2 separate regions of the Homo sapiens genome follow, and region 1 is linked to region 2. The links are chromatin contacts, found by Hi-C or POLR2A ChIA-PET in ENCODE. All regions are on one chromosome and are shown on one strand. The core of a region is the stretch at or near the end of the contact, and the rest is flanking DNA. Distances in the headings are between cores, read along the strand shown. Region 1 has its middle 61 kb from the start of TLR5. Region 2 overlaps DISP1 (dispatched RND transporter family member 1).

Region 1 (5,050 bases), core at 582-3,081, 87 kb after region 2:
GCACAGACTCTGACAGACTCAAACATCTGCCTTCCAGCCTCGGCCATGTACTCTGGTGACTTCCCCAGAATGAGTGTGGCAGGTCGCCTTGATCCAAGTAGCTGCCAACTCACCCTTGCCCTCTTAAACAGCCCCTTTGTGGACAGTGGTCAGTGACAGAGACATGGGTGACCTGCTGAGTGGGAGGGGAAGGCTCCTCTCTGGAGGTTCAGAGGTGGAATTCAGACCCGCAGGCCAAAGTCTCAGAAGGCAGATTTTACGCCCACGCAGGAGTGAATAATAAACTCTTTAATACTGGAGTGGTCTGATTTCCAAAAGGGGGTGCCCTGTCCCTAGAAGTGTTCACACAGAGGCCGGATCATCCCTGCCGGGAGAATGAGAATGAATTCCTACACTCGTGGAGAGGCTGGACTCTTTAAACTTCCAAGATTCCTCACGCTTTTAATCATCCTTCATTCTAATTATCCAGACCCTATTTGGTGACAATTATCATTTGCAAGTCCCAGCAATCCTCATTTTGGGGGCCAATCCCTAGTTGCTTGTGTAAGTAAGCATTGTTGAGAAAAGGGTCCAACAGCTGGAATCCAGGAAGGCCCTACCTACCTAGGCACCATGTTAATGCCCAGCTAGTCAGTTGGGTCCAAGCGGCTTTGAGTATTTCTATTTTAATATAACTGCATGAAATTCGCGCACCCGGGAAAGAGCTCGTGCGGGGTCACTGAGCACCTTCTTTTCTTGGCCCTGAGGTTGGGCTGGGGGTGGAAAGGACCCTCAGCTCAGAGCCCTCCGTGAGGCCCCCAGCATCTACTGCATCACAGATTGGACTGTCCCCAGCCACAGGACAGGGCTCAGGCCTCCCAGTTCTCCAAGAAGCGCATTCCCTGGGGTTGGCCCACAGGACCGGGCTTCTCCGTTCACCTTTTCTCTTGGATTCGTGCACCACCTTGGCTGTACTGAGAAGCAGTAGTGTGAGCAACCAGGTTTGAAGGCCACAGGCTCTGACCCCAATGCCCACCCTGTGCTGCTCCGGAGGAACTCTCTGGGGTCTCCTGCCCCTCAGGCTCCAATGCCGGCCCCAGCCTCACTCTGCCAGGGCCATGGATCCTGCCCTCACAGCCCTGGGGGGGAAGGACCAGTGCCCAGGCAAAGCTCCATGCCTGGCTCACACAGGCCCACAGGAGAGGGAGGAAAAGTCTCCCTCATGAGTAGCCAGGGTCAGGGTCCAATGAGGGCCCTTAACATGTAAAAGATGTAGCTTGAGCTCAATCAGCTTTAACCTTGTCTTTCCATTACCTCATAAAGTAGCATGGAACTCTTGACAAAAGTAGCAAAGCTCTGAGGAGATGTGCGCTTACTGGCTTTCTAGCATATTCCAAAGTTCTCTCTGCCTCCAGGTGTGTTGCTGCTGCAGGGCTGCAGGTAGGCATGGGCCGGGCTGCAACTTGGGGCTCTTCTGAGGACCTGGGACTCTCCCCGGGAAGGGCGGCCGTGCAGCTGTTTCTAGATCAGCGAGGATTTCACCACAGGACTCCCATTCTGTGATCGTGCTTCCAGGCTGACCTGTGGCACGTGTGTGCAGGGTGTCGTGCATGTGTATTGTGCGTGTGGTGGGTGTCCACTGTGTAGTGTGTGTACACATAGTATGTGTGGTGTGTGTATACTGTGGTTTCTCCCCTGAGGCCGGCGCCTCCGGGTGTGGTGTTGGCGCTGTGTCTAGGGTTTCTAGAAGGGGAGGAATGAGGGAAAGAGGCCCCTCCGGGCACTGGGACAGGCTCAAGGGGAACAGCCCCGAGCTGGGTGTTGGCTGAGTGTGAATTCCAGCAGCCAGGCTCACAGACCCGTGTCACCTCTGACGTCAAGTGGCAGGGACACGCTAAAAGCCTTTGAGTCTATTGATTGAGAAGGCTCCAGAAGGTTTTGGAGCGCTGGAAGAAGGCCAGGCCTGGAATTTACGCGTCGGCCTCTTGGTGTCTCCTCCCGCTGAAGGGAGTAAATCCAGGCAGGTCTGGGGCTGCCGGGCGGGCACCTGGGGCGGAGGAGCCTCGAGGCTGTGGTCCTGCAGCACCACCTGGGGGCGGCGAGAAGAGTAGCCGCAGAGGCTCGGGAGGACGCGCCCTCGGGTCCAGCCGCAGCCAGCACACCGGGAGGTGGTCAGGGGTCATCTCTTCTGCGCCGGCCCCAAAGTAGACTGTCCAGTTCCCTGGGAGATACTGCGAAATCTGCTTCATGTTTCCATTCGTAGACAGGAAAAAAAAAAGCCCGCCCCAAAAGCCTGAGCTTCCATTAGGATTACCTTGCCTGGGGTCCCAGAGTGACCATAAAACACCATTTCCCACCCTCCCTGCCCCATTGGTTTGTCAGAATACTGCTTCCACTAAGAGGTACCATCGTTTAAGATTCTTAGAATATTCTACCTAAAAGGCCTGAATATTCTCATATTCATGTGTGGCCTTAGAATGAATATCCAGCCTGAAAGGAGATGGTGAAGTATGCCTGCCTCATAGGGAAACTGAGGCTCAGCAAGGCTCCGTGGAAGAGGGGAAACCTTACCCTCTGAGTGCTCCATAATGGAGTCTATGGAATAAACTGACAGCAGGCGGATTAGCAGGAGGAAGGGTGACCACATTTATTATGCACATGGATGCATCATGGGAAAGAAAAGTGAATATCTCCAAACCAATGAGAGACCTAGAAGCTTATGCGCCTGACTCACCGCGGAGGCAGGAGAGGGGATGGAGGTGCCATGGGGAGAATGAATGATTTGGGGAAAGATGAATGGGCCCTTGGGAGAATATGGGTAGCCTATGACAAAGTTGGCCTGGGCATGGCATCAACCTTCAGTCCCCTCTGCTGTGATGCGAGTCTCCCCTGGCTCATGAATTTCCTGGGGAGGGGGATTCATGATAATTGAGGTCCCTTTGGAGGGTCCGTCTTTAGGCAGACAAAGGCAGCTCAGAGCAAGCCTCCGCCTGCATCCTGTGCTGCCCAGTGCCTTCGGTTCAAGGTAGCTGGCATACCGTGTTTGGGTGGCACTTCCCGAACTCCTTCAGCCCAGTCCCTTGACTTTAAGCCCAGTGCTCTTTCCACTGCTGTCCACGGTGTGTGGCCCTCCCCCCGTGCAGGTGTGTGACTGGGCACCCGCAGAGGGACACCAGGCCACAGGGAAAACAGAGAGAGGCAGACCCAGATAATGCCAAGATGTGCACAGAGCTGAGTGCTGTAGAAGGAGCTGCAGGCATGGGATGGAGGGTGTGACACCAAGTGGTACCACCCACAGGACACATCTGCTGCGAAGATACTCAGACTGAAGTCTGGGTCCCAGAGAAATGACTCTTTATAGCACCTGGAAAGGCTACCCTGCTGCCTGCAGTCTCTGTGGAACAAAGAAGAAATGAATATTGCAATGCATGTCACACGTAAATTCAGCATCTAGCCCTGTTTGTACTTGACCTGGCCTGGCCACCTTGTTACCTTATGCTCCTCATCACAAACTCCTCCCCAGAGCCAGGCTGCTGGCCTCCCTGAATATCCTGCTTTCGCGCCTTTGCTTTTGCTGCTTCCCCTTCCCGGAGCACCTGCCATGCCCCCCTCACACCTTAGCATGTGAGTCGAAGCTTCCTGTACACAGCCAGGGGCTCCTGGAGGGGTGTGTTAGCTTCCTACAGCAGCTGTAACAAAGTCTTACAGACCGGGAGGCTTACACAGCAGAAACCTGTGGCCTCACAATTCTGGAGGCTGCAAGTCCGAGATCTAGATGTTGGCAGGTTGATTCGTTTTGTGGGCTGTGAGGGAGAATCTGTTGCAGGCCCCTCTGCTTGGCTGGTAGTCGACCATCTTCATGTGTCTTCATGCATCATTCTGTGTGTGTGGCTGTCTCCACGTTTCTCTTTTTTATAAGGACACTATTCATTTTGGATGAGTAATGGCCTCATTTTAACTTGATTACCTTTCTAAAGCCTTATCTTCAAATGAGGTGCTATTCTAAGGAACATGGGACGTCAGCAAATGACTTTTGTAGTAGACACAATTCCACCCACAATACCTGGTTCTGGCCTGGCCAGCCACTGCTGAACCGATGGAATGCTAAAGGGAATGGGATTTCGAAGTGAAAGATGGCTTGGAAGTTTGGAGAACATGAGGAGGAGGTCTCGGGGGTGTTGGGGGTGGATGAGCCCATTGCTGTGGGAGCAGAGAGGTCAGAGCATGTAGTGGAAAGGGGTTTGGGGTAAGCTTTTGCTGTTTCGGTTGTGAGAAAAACTTTCTTCCATCTCCTTGGGAAAGCGTTAGCAAGGAGTACATTACTAATCCTTAGACTGGAGTGAGATATGTGTTGGGTCAGGGGCAACGTGAGGACGTCCGGCACTACGGAAGGGCCAGGGGGAGCCCCAGTGGATCTAAATCTTTCTTACCCTTCCAGGACTAACTCACGTCCTTCTTCCTGGCACGTCTGAGCTTGCGTTATTCTGGCAGAAAACAAACTAAATTACAGTAAATATATCACACACATTATTTCCAGCGCCACTTCATTAGCCGGTGCTGTTTTGTAGGGCTAATTAACTGTGGCGCGTATGTTTGTCTTCTCCAGTTGATGCTGGTGCACGTGTATAGTCTGAGGTTTGTTTTTCCCCAGCCTCACCCCCATGGTGCCTAATACACCACATCGTGCACAGCAGGCGCTTGGAGCACGCCTGTAAACTGAAGGCTGCTTGGGATGCCCATCACGTTCCCTTATGCCAGCCTTAGCACAGCGTCGGGGTCGCCCACACCCAAGGCTCCCCCTGTACCTGTGGAAGGGCTAGAATGGAGACAAAAGGCGTGCCCCATACATTGTACTTCCTCAGTTTTGGAGAGGCTCACCCTAAGGTCCTCTGCAGATATTCCCGTTCTCAACAACGTTGGCCACACCCCTGGAGGCTTTGGAAGTTACTAGAAGGGCCCGAGTTTGACAAGGCCTTCTGCTGCTCTCTCTGACCTTAGGCCCTCAGGAAAGAAGGCGGAGGCATTTGGCACTGTAGTGGATGGAAACCAGGCTGCTCCGAGTGGCTGTTTT
Region 2 (4,958 bases), core at 526-3,025:
GCCCAGGCTGGAGTACAATGGCGCAATCTTGTCTTACCACAACCTCCATCTCCCAGGTTCAAGCGATTCTCCTGCTTCAGCCTTCCCGAGTAGCTGGGATTACAGGCATGCACCACCATGCCTGGCTAATTTTGTATTTTTAGTAGAGACGGGGTTTCTCCATCCGTGTTGGTTAGGCTGCTCTCGAACTCCCGAACTTAGGTGACCATACCGCCTTGACTTCCCAAAGTGCTGGGATTACAGGCATGAGCCACCGCACCTGGCCAAGAATCCAGATTTGAATGTGGAGCCATTAATTCTCTAAATGTTGGCAACAAATTCACTACCCAAAATTTGCTGTAACATGGAGTCAGCCTGATTACTCTGCAGCTGCCAGAGAAGAAGGAAGGCACAGCCTAGAGGACATGAATATAAGTATGTAAGCCATTGATTAGCCATAGTGATTAGGATTGAGGAATTGTGGATAGTATAATTTTTAATTAAGTGAATATTAACATTAAAGCTCTTTTGATTTCAGCTTTTGCTGTTGGTGTTGAAAATCCCTCTTAAATGTATTTTTTCCTGTCTTATTAGAACACTAGATGACCTGATTGGATCTTTGATGTTTCTGGAGTTTACCAAGTCTCAGGGTCTTTATTTTGATCACTTACTCTGTATAGTAATAGATAGTAGGAGATGAGGCAGAACCTTATACTGATCCCAGGAAGCAATACATGTTTCCTTTTCTGTCTCTTCTCTTAAAAAACATTAGGAAATTGAACTCTGGTTACTTGCATGTTCTGGCTGGTTTATTTCTCTCAATCAAAGTATTAGTATATATTATTGCTTAACCAACATCTGTTAGTTATGATCTTAACCAGGAAAAACATTACATTTCAATAGTCAACAGTAAATGCTGTCTCATAAGTAGATTCTGCCTTGACTAAAGCCATTACCAGCTCTATGTAAATGAAATGCTTCAGTTTCTACCAGGCTGATTTTGCTCTCCAAAATCAGTCAACATGAGATAATAGCCAAAACTTCATGATCATAAATAAAAACTTTTATAATAAAGCTTTATTCATAAATTTACCAGCTTATTTGTTAGCACAATTAGACATTTTAACTATCATAAAATTAATCTTCTTTGTTTTATGTGGTTCATATTCTTTAATACGTGGTTCATATTGTTTCTGTTCTGAGGATACAGAAACAATATTGTTGGGCATCTATTATTATCTCATTTAATTCTCACAGCTATTTGAGATAGATATTGCTGTCTGCATTTTACAAATGAAGAACCAAGGCTCAGAGAAGTTGTTAGTTGCCTAAGGTCACGTAGCTAGTAAATGACAGGACCTGGTTATATCCTAATCTGACTTTAAAGACCATGCATGCTCTTTCTGGTATATCATACAACCTCCCTTATTCAGAAACATATTTTTTTGTTAATCTGATTTTCAAAATATTTTTTCTAGCCTCTAGTGTACCAGAGAGACCATGTACTCGACCAGAATGTGGCCAGCATTCTGTACTTAGTTGGCTGTTTTTAGCGATTTTAAATAGATCACCCACCATCTCTCCTCTCTAGTTAGCTGCCAGGGAGAACATCCCTATAATCCATTCTTGGTATTCCCTAGTGCATCTTTTTGTATTAGGGTGATGTGTTGTGAAATTAAGAGGGATATATTCAATTCGTTTCCTGTTGTAAATTCCTGTGGATTTTTCTTCCTATAGTCTGACCAAAAATAGATTTGCTATATAATTCATACAATTTTAAGATGTAGTGAGTAGACAAAGGCTTTGCGCTAAGACAATATTATGGCATTGCTTTTTTTTTTCTTTTAACATTTTCTCCTGGAATTTATCAAAGGAAAGAATTTCCTGCTGCTAATGAATCATCCATGTGGTTTCCCAGTTTGAATTATTTCCAAATCCTGAGTCTTATGAAATAAATGAATAATTTATAAACCTTTTTCTTTCCTTTTTTTTTTCATATCACCAGGTGACCGATATTCCAGAGTGGTATTTACTTCATCTGGAGGGGAGACATTATGGAATTTACCTGCAATTAAATCAATGTGCAATGTAGATAATTCCAGGGTATGTAAGATAAAAACTAAAATCTCCTTAGCACAAATAAGGTTGTATTATTGAAACTCCTTTTACTGCTGACCCTGGTTTCTGATCAGATGAAAGTACTTCAGAGGCTTACCTACTGAGGAGTAAACTCCAGCAGGCCAGCTTTGCATTCTTTCAGATCCCAGGATCAAAGTGTCCGTGTTTCCTTCAACTTTAAAACATACCATCTTCCTTTTTCTTTCCCATTCATGATCTCTGGCTGTTGATGGTGTTTTCTGTTATTTCACATAGTATTTCTTTTCAGTATAATATTTAAGACTGTTTTTCTTCTTTTGTTGTATTTTTATTTCCTAACCTAGTTTCATTGTTCCCTATTTCCTGCCCTGAGGCAGTTGTCAGCATCTTAATTGTGCAATGAAATGCCTGCCTCTCTGGCAATCACTGGGTCATTTGGGCCAGTGACCTCAAAGGGAAATTTAGGGAGCAGGCTGGGAAAGGGGACATCAAAGAGCATAAATACAGTATCTATGTAAATGACCACAGTAATCCAATCCAAACTGCCCTGAATGCTAAACACCTTGCTGCTTCGGGAGACACCGGGATGCAAGAAGACAGGCGCTTTGTCTCTCAGTCTTCTCTACAGCCAAAAACATGTCCGCATCAGAAAATGTAGTGAGCTTCTGGGTTTGGAAGAGCTGTCAATTTCATATGTTCAGAGATAGTTTCTCTAAATAGAAACTGCTATCTGATGTCACTAATGAACTTGTCCAAGCATAGCAACCAGCATAAAAGGAACTCTTTGTGTTCTCAGCATAACTCTAAAATGTAAAATGACTGGTTAAAAAATCGAATCATGTGCCGTGCTGAGAGCTAGCCTGACCACCTCATGCAATCACCTGTTCGGTCAACAGGGAAATTTCTTAATGAAATAGGCAGTAGAAAGGAAAGAAGAGATCACCCAAACCAGCAGTCTCATTGTACTAACATGAGTACCTTCTAAGAACTAAGTATCTTAACCAGGTAACCTAGTTAGTTGGTCCCAGACCTCCCAGATTTACCCCATCCTTCATTCTAAGAGGCTGTTTGTACATTTTGAAAATGACTTTCCAATCGACTGAGGTATCAGGATTTTCTGTCAGTGCTATCTTCCTTTCACATAGACCAAAGCCACAAACGATCTATAAATAGACCAAAGTTTCTTAATTGGTGATCAATTTTTATTTGTGATGTTTTCTTCTCTTCTACAGCTATCAGTTCCTTATTTGAAGGCTATGAACCTATTTCTCTTTGTCATGCATTAGGATACTTCTTATACAGAAAATTAACTCTAAAGTTGTAAATGTGTAGCGAAATTTACTATGTGCAAGACTTTATGCTGGGTACTTGTACATCACTCACAGTGGATCTGTGACCTTGGAATTTACAATGCATTTTACACGGATGATAAATTAAGCTAAGAGAAGCTAAGCCAGTCTGGTTACTTTATAATCTCACCTTGGATGAGTACAGTTCATTAATTTCTATTCCTTCTTGTCCTCATTCTTCTACCTTTGGTTGATCTTCAGACCTTCCCTTTCCTGAAGACTCTGAAGTGATTGAATTCACTCAGTTAATTAATAGCTGATATTTAGTGAGTATTTACCATGTGCCAGGAAGTGTTCTAAATACTTTAATACATTATTTCATTTAATCCCAATGACAGTGTTGTGAATTAAATACTAAATAGCCCATTTTTCAGTTGAGGAAAGTTCACATCTTTGGTCAGGGGCACTTCCAGGATTGGAACCCAGCCAAGTTGAACTCCAGCGTCTGCCTTTACCCACCCTGCTTTATGCTTCTAGTGAGGAAGATACCTCCCCCGTTTTGTTTCCTGTATATGCCATTTCCCACACAAATGAAGCTTAAAAAGTCACTGTGGTCTGGAATAAGTATCCTTTTTTTTCTTAAAGAGCTAGCAATTTATTCCATGAGTACATGTTAGACTCTGAGACTCAAAAGCCAGTAAGCAATAGTACGCCATGGTGGCTTTCATAAATAAAAGTAGTATAGTCTCTCATCTCTCCTCTCTCTCTGTCTCTCTCTCTCTCTCTATATATATATATATATTTGTAAACTACCTCAACATGATTTATATAGATAGATAGATGATAAAAATCATCATGTTGAGGTAGTTTACAGAAAAGCATATGCAAAGGATGAGATAAATAAGTTGAATGAAATACATGAAGGGAAAACAATGGGAGGAAAATAATAAAGCTAAGGATGAGATTTATACTAATGCACACCCCACAATCTTGTACATTTGCTGATGGGAGCTGCAAACTTATCTGTAACCTCCCAGCAGCCAGAGCAAAAAGGATTCACAATCAGTAACAAAAGTCATATAAATAGGGTAACAAGTTTGTTTTTTAGAAGCCCAGCTTTTCCTCCTGCTAAGACGGGAGGAGACAGTTCCCCCATAGTCTTCATAAAAGAAGTGTGACACTGTGTACAAAATTTTTAACAGCGTGCTTAGAAGAGATACAATATTAAAGTTCAGCTGATTTGCAAAACATAGGTAGGCTGGTAGCAAGAAAACATTACAGTAAAAGCATTTCTATAAGAGATCAAAGCAATGGAATCTATGTGGCTTTCTAATGGTTTAGCTTGTTGCATTTGCATAATTTAGATTATCTAAAGGAATAGATGTACTCTGCTTGTCTATCTTTCTACCGAGTTGATAAGGATAGGACAGCTGTGAGTTTAAGTTTGTAATCCCTGGCAAGAACAGTACAACTACATGTTTTTAGTACATATTTTCTAAGTCAACAACTAAAAGCATTATCTATATGCTTTGGCAGTTAATTAGGAAGAGAGCAGTATTGCGGTGCTCTTGTGAGAATTTGAGAAACAGACTC

Evidence for each region. A loop is a pair of places that touch in the nucleus more often than their neighbours do. ChIA-PET counts read pairs that join two places held with the same protein, here RNA polymerase II (POLR2A). Pooled maps may share reads with other maps.
Region 1: a loop to region 2 is called in a map of endothelial cell of umbilical vein, with 4 times the contacts of the local background. The contact joins two enhancer-like sites. A Hi-C loop is called at or near these places in 7 of 168 maps with a recorded cell type or tissue (HepG2, PC-3, PC-9 and 3 more), 1 of 37 single-sample maps with no recorded cell type and 7 of 50 pooled maps. POLR2A ChIA-PET finds 5 or more read pairs at or near these places in 3 of 52 experiments (H1, MCF 10A and naive thymus-derived CD4-positive, alpha-beta T cell).

What each region holds. Positions count from the first base shown.
Region 1 is chr1:223,079,525-223,084,574 of GRCh38, forward strand. No RefSeq gene overlaps it. Among named protein-coding and RNA genes, the nearest start is that of TLR5, 61 kb to the right of the region's middle. Within about 2 kb of position 1,832, at least 25 of the 41 ENCODE cell types and tissues checked have a DNase peak (open chromatin) inside an H3K27ac peak, as active enhancers do.
Region 2 is chr1:222,992,901-222,997,858 of GRCh38, forward strand. It overlaps DISP1 (dispatched RND transporter family member 1), which reads left to right. Exons shown (of 9, transcript NM_001377229.1): 8 at 1,985-2,082. Among named protein-coding and RNA genes, the nearest start is that of TLR5, 150 kb to the right of the region's middle. Within about 2 kb of position 1,776, at least 5 of the 41 ENCODE cell types and tissues checked have a DNase peak (open chromatin) inside an H3K27ac peak, as active enhancers do.